Linked DNA regions of Homo sapiens: regions 1 and 3 are each linked to region 2. The links are chromatin contacts, found by Hi-C or POLR2A ChIA-PET in ENCODE. All regions are on one chromosome and are shown on one strand. The core of a region is the stretch at or near the end of the contact, and the rest is flanking DNA. Distances in the headings are between cores, read along the strand shown. Region 1 holds the start of GRK3 (G protein-coupled receptor kinase 3). Region 2 overlaps KIAA1671. Region 3 holds the start of SGSM1 (small G protein signaling modulator 1).

Evidence for each region. A loop is a pair of places that touch in the nucleus more often than their neighbours do. ChIA-PET counts read pairs that join two places held with the same protein, here RNA polymerase II (POLR2A). Pooled maps may share reads with other maps.
Region 1: a loop to region 2 is called in a pooled map, with 6 times the contacts of the local background. The contact joins the promoter of GRK3 here to the enhancer-like site in region 2. A Hi-C loop is called at or near these places in 2 of 168 maps with a recorded cell type or tissue (lower leg skin and naive thymus-derived CD4-positive, alpha-beta T cell) and 5 of 50 pooled maps. POLR2A ChIA-PET finds 5 or more read pairs at or near these places in 1 of 52 experiments (activated naive CD4-positive, alpha-beta T cell).
Region 3: a loop to region 2 is called in a pooled map, with 5 times the contacts of the local background. The contact joins the promoter of SGSM1 here to the enhancer-like site in region 2. A Hi-C loop is called at or near these places in 1 of 168 maps with a recorded cell type or tissue (naive thymus-derived CD4-positive, alpha-beta T cell) and 10 of 50 pooled maps. POLR2A ChIA-PET finds 5 or more read pairs at or near these places in 1 of 52 experiments (activated CD8-positive, alpha-beta memory T cell).

The regions. Positions count from the first base shown.
Region 1 is chr22:25,562,775-25,565,954 of GRCh38, reverse strand. It overlaps GRK3 (G protein-coupled receptor kinase 3), which reads right to left and starts at 1,280. Exons shown (of 21, transcript NM_005160.4): 1 at 802-1,280. The coding sequence starts at 914. It overlaps GRK3-AS1 (GRK3 antisense RNA 1), which reads left to right and starts at 539. Exons shown (of 4, transcript NR_183564.1): 1 at 539-875; 2 at 1,596-1,865; 3 at 2,474-2,652. RefSeq lists an enhancer at 68-583 and silencers at 695-944, 1,255-1,354.
Region 2 is chr22:25,061,187-25,064,019 of GRCh38, reverse strand. The region is part of intron 6 of KIAA1671; the gene reads right to left. Among named protein-coding and RNA genes, the nearest start is that of KIAA1671-AS1, 50 kb to the left of the region's middle. RefSeq lists an enhancer at 1,857-2,771. Within about 2 kb of position 1,524, at least 7 of the 41 ENCODE cell types and tissues checked have a DNase peak (open chromatin) inside an H3K27ac peak, as active enhancers do.
Region 3 is chr22:24,804,244-24,807,460 of GRCh38, reverse strand. SGSM1 (small G protein signaling modulator 1) reads right to left here and starts at 1,250. Exons shown (of 25, transcript NM_001098497.3): 1 at 1,117-1,250; 2 at 977-1,020. The coding sequence starts at 1,135. RefSeq lists a silencer at 1,203-1,412.

The sequences.
Region 1 (3,180 bases), core at 31-2,530, 500 kb before region 2:
ATTCAATCGGGCCCTCCTTTGATAATTTAACAACAAATTCCTGTCTGGAATCACCCATTCAAGTGTCTTTTTAAGTGACTCCTGTTTCAATTTTTTAATAAAGTGCCACCAGTAGATCTACAAGTTGAGGAAAGCAGCTCAGGTGACACACTTGGCACCAAAAAGAATACTGAGTGGGTCAAAATCCTGCCCGGGGACAAAATAGAAGAGAAGCCGAAGAAGGTGACTAGACTTAATAGACTTCAAGAAGAGCAAGTACTGAAAACAGCAGTTTAACTACCTCGGACAATAAGCAACAAGCCTGCAGTCCCCAGGTAAGCGGCCCAGAGGGAGGTGAGAGGATGGAGTTGGAAAGGGGGACCAATGAGCCCGGGAAGAAGGAGCGACCAGGATGGAGCGCAAAGCAGTGACAGGCAAGGAGCCAACGGGGACTACACCAATGCAACAGGAAGAACCACGGGGATGGGACAGGGCAGGACAGGACAGGGCTGGGGGGAGGGGGCGACAGGGATGGAGCTGGTCCAGCCAAGTCATAACCAGACCCTGGCTGGGGCGCTCGCTGCGCGCAGGGCGCCGCGCCGGGCACTTTGGAGCGCTCTCTCCCGGGGTGCCCCCCACCGGCCCTCCGATGCCCCATTTCAGAGACTGGAACGACGAGGCCGGCCCCGCATCGCCCGCTCCGCTGTGTCACCCGCCCCGGGGCAGCGGAGGCTCAGCGCCCGACCCTCCAGGAAGCAGGGGGTAGCTGGCGGCCGCAGGGGGCGGCGGCTTGGGGCCGGCGCCGGCCGGGGCAGCTGGTACCTGGGCTCCGGCAGGACGATCCTCTTGCTGGCGCGGGCGGCCGGGGTCGCCTTGCTCTTCTCCATGGCCATCAGGTAACTGACATCGGCCAGCACAGCCTCCAGGTCCGCCATGTTGGCGAGCTTTGGCGGCGGCGGCGGCGGTTACTCCGGACCTGGACGGGACGCGCGCCCGCCGCCGCCGCCCGCCGCGCCCCGACCTGGGGGGGCCGCCCCGGGGCAGCCCCCCCCTCCGCGCGCCCCCGCCCCGCGCGCGCGCCGCGCGCCCCACTAGCGCTCTGCGCGCGCCGCAGGCTGTAGCCGGCCGGGGTCGCAGCACGCCTCCCCGCTCCGCCCCCTCGCGCGCCGCCCGGCGCCCCGCGCACGCGCGCCGCCCCCTGCTCCTTCAGCGAGGGTCTGCGGGGAGCGCGCGTCCAACGGTCAGCGCCCCTCAGTGCACAGTCCCAGCGGCCTCGCTGGGCCGGCGCCTCCCGACCAAGTCTCTACGGTCGCCCTCCCCTCGGGGTGGCCACGAGGGACTCCTCCTCCTCTTCCTCCTCCCCTCCCTCCCCCTCGGTCTCCGCCTCCTCCTTCTCCTCCTCCTTCACTGCCCCGACCTCCCGCCCCAGGTTCCACGCGCTCTGATGCCCGCCCCGCTCACCCAGAGAAGCCCTGGGCCAGACGTCCACAACCCAAGGGGTTATGGGGAGGCCTCTGCTCCCTGGACACAGTAGTTCTCAAACTGGACAGTGTCAATCAGCATCCTCCGGGAGGTCTGGGGTGGCCCCGGAAATACATGTGTCCCACCTATCCCAGCAGGTAATGATGAAACTCCTGCTCTGGTCCGGGCTACCGGTGAACAGCGCCCAGCGGGCCGGGCCCCCAACCTCGCTCCTGAGCCTGAACATCCCCCCAACCCCACCGTGAGAATTCAGCGAAGAGTAAAAGCTGGAAAAAGTTGCGTGTCTTAGGCTAAGCAGAACAAAGTGGGGTGACGGCTCCCCGGCTAGGAACAGAGATGCCCTTAGGGAGCCCTCTGATGGAAGAGCTCTCCGCTTAAGAAGGTCACCACTCCCTTACACTCAGGTGAGAGGTTTTAGTTTGGGTGTTGAAATGGTGTTGAGAAATAGAAGGAGAGAGAGTATTCCTGTCGTTAGGGTTTTACGGTCAATACAAGAGACAATTAGGGAGCATCTGCTGCGAGCACACTCGCACCACGAGGGTGATTTAGGGAAGTGGAAAAGCGAGATACAGCCCAAACACCGAAGCTGGGGGGAATTTCCAGCTTCCTGATCTTCGGTCTCGGTGTCTTTCATCATCACTCCACCCCGATGCCTGGGGTTTTCAGTTGCTTATTTTTCTACAGTGTGCACACAAGTCCGCATTCAGGATCCATGTGACACTCAGGCTGGAGTGGTGGTAAGGGACACGCAGGCAGTCTTAGGAAGACCTAAGCTGGAAATTAATGTTTTAAAATCCCTTTCATTCACCTGAATTGGTCACGTATTTCCATGAGCCTAGACGTTGCTAGAATTTGAGTGAACGTTCTGTCCATAACTTACAGGGTTAACGGGACCCACCAGATACAGTTAAGGTCAAATTTCAGATATTTCATGTAATGTCATTGCAGAAGCAGCCTGATTCTGTCATCAAATAGCCTGTTTCCCTCTTTTGTTTTCTCTCCCACGCCACAGCCCCCCTCAATCTGATTCCCTGCTATGCCTGCCATCACCACTGGCCAGTTTTACCACATGCTTCTCAAGACCCAAGGCACAATAGGCATAAAGTTGTCCTGAAAAGGACAAGAGGAGTGTCAGAAGTAGGAATGGCAGTTGAAGGAGCTTCGTCTGCCAGCAGAAAGCTGAAATGACAGGCAAGCACAAAATATATTAAGGAGACAAAGCTATGCATGAGCGAAATATCAAACTTTCATCTTCTACCCACTTTTTTTTTTTTTTTTTGCTTAAAAACAGGAAGACAGAATGTCTTGTCAAGGGTCACCCCAGGAGGAGGAGTAAATTCCCCAAAAAGCGGAACATATTTTTATGATTTAATTAATACAATTTCTCTCAATGTGTCTGTTTATCATTTGAGCATCCACATGATCAGACCTGACATCTGCCTACATTTTCTTGGTCGTCTTTGACTTCAGTTAAGAACCTTTTGCTCTTTGTTTTCCCCCAGCAGCACAGTATATTAAGTTTGGAACAAGACACACCTGAAATCAAATCCCTGCTCTGTGCTGGGTGATCTTAGAGGCAGTCTTTTACCTCTTTCTACTTTATTGTTCTCATAGGAAAAGTGGAAATGAGGCCTTTTACCCCAGGGTTGTTGAGAAGACAGAGGAGAAAAAGCACATAAAAATGCACCTTGTCGGGCGTGGGGCTCACACCTGTAATCC
Region 2 (2,833 bases), core at 275-2,774:
TGAGTGCCTGGTCGTGTTAGGGAAGCAGGCGCCTGGTAGAGCCAGAGTAAGGCCATGTTCAATTCGACTCCATCTTAAGACTAAAAAGCCACATTCCTTGCTGGTCACAAGATAGTCATGGGATGTTTACAGTTGAGGAAACAGCCTAAAGATACCTACAAGGACGTACTCCTACATCAGCACAGAGTCCAGGTGTCCCAATACCCATAACAGTATGTGCTTGCAAGATAATTATAGTTACGCTTCGGTATACTCACACACTAAAATGTCAAGGATGGTTTTTGTTTTGCTTTTCAAGATTGTTTTATATTTCAATAATTTTGGGAAGTACAGGTCGTTTTTGGTTACATGGGTGAATTCTATAGTGATGATTTCTGAGATTTTCGTGCACCCGTCACCCGAGCAGTGTGCACTGTACCCAATATGTAGTCTTTCAACCCTCACCCACCTCCCAACCTTCCCCCCAAGTCCCCAAATTCCATGATATCATTCTTATGCCTTTTCATGCTCATAGCTTAGCGCCCACTTGTAAGTGAGAACATATAATATTTGGTTTTCCATTCCTGAGTTACTTCGCTCAGAATAATGGTCTCCAGCTCCGTCTAAGTTGCTGCAGAAGACATTATTCCCTTCCTTTTTTGTGGCTGAGTAGTATTCCATGGTGTATACATACGTGCCACGTTTCTTTAAATCAATAAAGTAATCAATTTTGTCATGCCGTGCGCTCACCTGCAAGTAGACACAGTTTAGCTTAGCTTTTACATGGACAACACTCCTCTATAAGAAAAACTTAAAAACAAACCCGGGCGGTGGGTCCTCCTCTCACTTTCTGAGGATGCTCTACTCTGTAACAGGGTAGCTTTCAATCAACCATCCCTTCTTACTGCACTCCGGAACTTGCTTTGAATTCCTTCCTGTACGAAATCCGAGAACCCTCTCTTGGGGTCCGTTTCAAGACCCTCTTCTCTGGTAACAATGGCATATCCACTTCAGCCCCCTTGGCTAGCAGAGCAATAAGAGGGAGCCCAAACTGGGGCCAGCCCATCAGAAAAGGGGGTTATCTGCCCCAAAAAAAGGCATCTCTGAGCCAATCCCAGGGCAGAGCCAACCCACAGAGCCCTTAAGAGTGTTGTCAGCTGCAGCACATTTGAAATCACTGAAAACACACAACTAGGGAGTGGCGGGTGGCGGGGGGCGGGGGTGGGTGCCGGTTGGGAGGGGGGGAACAGCAAACACATTTTCCATCCTCTCAGTTCCCAGCCTGACCCAACAACTGCCCTCCTGGCCCCAATCGGTTCTCTCCACCATGCGGAGGGGCAGATGGGGTAGATGGGGTCAGCGAAGACAGGACCCAGCAAGAAGCAGCAGCCCAGTCGAAAAGCCTGAAGTCCTGATACAACCAACGCAGATGCGTAAAAAAAATGCCGTGCTGCGTGAAAGGAGCCAGACACAACAAAGCCATGCTGCATGAGCCCACTGACAGGAAATGTGCAGAAAAGGCAAGACTGCAGAGACAGGCCGCAGACGAGTGGCTGCCAGGGGCTTCCGCTGGATGGGGTGGGGGCTGGGGGGAGTGCCTGCTAATAGGTACAGTGCTTCCTTCTGGGGTGAGGACAATGTTCTGGGCTAGAGAGTGATCCCTGGGCAACTTGGTACATTTACTAAAAATTGCTGTACACTTCAATCGAGTGAATTTTATACTCTGTAAATTATACTTCAATAAGCTATTGGAGGAGGAGGAGGAAGAAGAAAAAAGAGGAGGAGGAGAAAAGAGAGGAAGGGGTAAAGGTGGAAGAGGAAAAGGAGGGGGAAGAGGAGGAGGAAGAGGAGATGGGCCCAGTGCAGTGACTCAGGCCTGTAATCCCAGCACTTCACGAGGCTGAGGTGGGAGGATCACTTGAGCCCAGGAGTTCAATACCAGCCTTGGCAACATGGCCAGACCCTGTCTTGATTTTTAAAAAGAAAAAAAAAAGTGCAGAAGGAGGAGAAAAGGGAGGAAGAGATAAAAATGGAAGAGGAAGAAGAGGAAAAGGAGGAGAAAAAACAGGAGGAAGAGAAGAGGGAGGAAGAGAAAAGGGAGGAGGAAAAGAAGGAAGTGGAGAAGGAGCAAACCGTGCCAAGGGATGAGAAAAGAGGGAGAAGCAAGCTAGAAGGTCTTGCCTGGGCATGCGCAGGGCCAGCAGCGCCTACAACCTGGCTGGAGCGCTCCCTCCCCACTCAGTCAGTGAACATGATTAAGCCCTACCAGGAGCTGGGAGCGAAGCTGCTGGGAGCAGGGATCTGCACTCAGGTAGGCCTGGGGTTCAAATCCCAACTACAGCCCTGCCTCACACTGTCATCCAGGACAACCTGCTTCTCTTCTCTGTGCCTCGGTTTCTTCAGACATAAAATGAGGCTGAGAATAACAACAACAATCATGATAATTTCCTCCCTCACAGGATGGCAGTGAGGCAGAGGTCAGATGATATGAGAAAAGCACTCAGCAGGCTGACTGCAACTGCTCAATCAATGAAGGCCCTGAGGATAAAGTGTGAAGCATTAGGGACATGAGTGAGGCAGGATTCTTGCCCTCAGCGGGGCTCACGGTCTGTAAGAGAAGCACTTGGGAATAAATTACAGCACTAGAGGCTAGAGGGCCTGGAATGGAGGAGTTCACAGGATAGGGTGCAACCCAGGAGGGCTTCTTGGAGAAGGTGGCACAGAACCCAGGCTTGAAATATGACAAAATGTCCCTATTCTCAAGAGACCTCGAGTTCAAGTAGAAGATTCAGCATCTCTGGAAATACATCTCCTTAAGAGAAAAATGCTGTTTCTATAACCATAAGTTTCTCAC
Region 3 (3,217 bases), core at 1-2,500, 260 kb after region 2:
ATCACTCATTCACAGACTCATGCACCACACAATATACACACACAGACCCACCCTCACAAAAACAGATACAAAGACACACATAGATACGTGTACACACAGTGCAAAGAGATACACTTAGGTATCTCCAGACAGATGCACAGACATTCTCATACGCACACACTCACAGCCACAGGTCCTCACCCATGCAGGTATACACACCAGAGCACGCAGTCCAGGCATCGAGATGCTACCCCAAGGACTATAAATTCTGTCTATGGGGTTCTGGGAGGTCATTGGCCATGAGCCCTAAAGACTAGACTGCCCCCCTCTCCACGCGCTGACCCCAAGGAGAGTGGAGGGGCAGAGGAATGGCAGAACCTCTCTGATTCTCACCCTCTGAATGTGGGGTGGGAGTGGGGCGGGGGGAGTGAAGGGACCCCTACTGCCAGGGGAGCAGCTCACTGACCCGTGACTCTCAGGGAGGGAGTCCCCTGGCTCTTGGAGGTGGCTCCAAGGACTGAGAATTCGGGGGCTGGGAAGGGAGGTTTTATTTTCCTTCTGCCTTTTCCTGAAGCGTGCCCCACCTTCGGCAGCCCCATTCAGAGCCCCTCCTCCAGCACACCCTGTGGGGGGCGTCCCCCTAGCAGCTTCTCTCTCTTGGAAGGTCCCCTTCCTGAGCCGCGCCCACCTGCTCCTCCACAAGAGGAGGTCCTATCGGGATACATCCAGGTGTGCCCCACACCTGGAGGGCCCTCACGCTACATCCGCCCCCGCAAAAAGCCTCAAATGGGCCAAAGCCTCCCCACACCTACGCCCACCCCCAAACTCCCTCGCTGCGCCTCCTGCCCTGCGGGAGGTCAATGCCCACCCAGGTGAGCCCCACACCTGTTCTGGCCGCCCCCCCGCCGCCAGAGGCCACCCTTCCACGAAGACTCTTTTCCCGTTTGGCCGCTGCTGCCGGGGGAGTCCTGCCCAGTGCCCCCACCCCGGCACCCACCTCCTTCTTGACGGTGCGTAGCAGCCTCTGTCGGGTCTCCGCCTCTGTGGGACAAGAAACGAGAGCCGCGGGTCAGCCGAGAGAGGGTGCGGGGGCCGGGCGCTGCCCTCCCGCCGCCCTCGTGTCCAGCGGCCTCTTACCCGCGGGGGCCGAGGCCATGGCTCCGAGCGCTGCGTTCCGAGTCCCAGGAGGCGGTGGCGGCGGTGGCGGCGGTAGCTCCTCCGGCCGCGGCGCTGCTGCTGCAGCCGCGGCGGGGCGGGGCCGAGCGCTGAGTGACGGCCGGAGGGCGCCCGACGTCAGGACCCGAGGCGGCCGCCCCACCCCTCCGGAAAGCCACCGCTCGGCGGGGCAGCCGGGTCGCCTGCGCCAGGAGCCTTCGCGCCAAGCACGCACGCTCCCTCCCGCGCACCCAGCGCCCGAGCCTCTCAGGCTCCCCCAACCTCCACGCCAGCGCCCGCGTCCCTCCCTCTTCCCTAGGGCGGGGAAGGAAAGCGTCCGTCCTGAACCCTCCTCTGTGGGCCAGGCTCCAGGAAGTCACAGGAAATGGTGGGGCTACTACCGATATTCTCCAAGCCTCAGTTTTCTCATCTTTAAAATGGGTATAATGTGGTATAAAATGGGCATAATGGGTCTCAGAACGATCTGAGCCTTAAGTGAGATATTGGATGTGAAGCCCTTAATACAGACCCAGGGGGAAAGGCCAGCGAGCATAAATGCTTGCCACTGTTACTGTTATTATTATTAATTATTATTATTGAGGGTCTTCCAGCCGGTCGCGGTGGCTCACGCCTGTAATCCCAACACTTTGGGAGGCCGAGGCGGGCAGATCACTTGAGGTCAGGAGTTCGAGACCAGCCTGGCCAACATAGTGAAACCCCGTCTCTACGAAAATACAAAAATTAGCCGGACATGATGGCGAGCTGCCTGTAATCCCAGCTACTGGGGAGGCTAAGGCAGGAGAATCTCTTGAACCCGGGAAGCAGAGGTTACAGTGATCCAACATGGCGCCATTGCACTCCAGCCTGAGCGACAGAGTGAGACTCCGTCTCAAAAAATAAAAAAAATACAAATACAAAAATTAGCCAGGCATGGTGGCGTGCTCCTGTAATCCCAGCTACTCAGGAGGCTGAGGCATGAGAATTGCTTGAACCCTGGAGGCAGAGGTGTCAGTGAGCCAAGATTGTGCCACCACACTCCAGCCTGGGCAACAAAAGTGAAACTCCATCTCAAAAAAAAAAAAAAAAAAAAGAGTCTTCCAAGATACACTGGTTATCCATTCAGGAGAGGCCGGGACTTAAGTGGCTCCCTCCCCGACATGCAGGTCACTGGAGGAGTGGGGTTTTCCCAGGAGTCTGGCCCCAAAAGGAGGCACTTGTCAGCCAGGATCTCTGGGGCTGAGCAAGCAGTGGGCTCTGTGGGAAAAGCCTTGTTCCATCAAGAGCCCCTGGTCACCCCAAGTCCCTAACTGTATCCACCCAGAATGCAACTCAGGTCAATATTTATTGAGCACCTACTCTGTGCCAAGTGACTGTGCTAGAGATTTCTAAGTGAGCAAGACAGACAATGAACTCTGCCCTCATGGAGTTTAGGAGGCGGACAACAAAATATGTAAGAAAAGGACAGACCATGCTGGAAAGTTCTGGAGAAAAATTAAGTAGGCAAGGGGGACAGGGAGGGCCCAGACCCCTGGGGATCGTATTCTGAAGTAGGGTGGTTGAGGGAGGCCCCACTGAGCAGGTGACATTTAAGCAAAGAGGAAAAGGAGTAGGCCATGGGGATTTCTGGAGGAAGAGCAGTTGAGTCAAGGGAACAGCAAATGCAAAGTCCCTGAGGAGGGAGTGTGTCCAGTCAAACAGTGACAAATAGCACAGATGCCTGTGGGGCTGGAGTGGTGTGAACAATGGGGACGGTGGTGGGATGTTGGCCAGAGAGGTGCAGGGCCAAAACCCTGTATGACTTTGATGGTGATGTTAAGGATTTGCAATGCCTTTTAGGGTCCCCCAGTATTCAGGCCTTCCTTCAGAAGGACTAGAGGGCAGCTTAGAGTGCCTCTCCGTGCAGCAGTGGATCCAGAGCCCCCTTTTTTCCATTGGTCAGTGTCAGGGGTCTCTGGCCGTAAGCCACAGAAGCTGACTTTGGCTTCCTCAGGCAAAAGGAAATAAACTGGGAAGATAATATGTGATCCCAGAGCCCATGGGAGCCTGGAGAACTGGGAAATGGGATGAAATCAAGGTGGCTCTG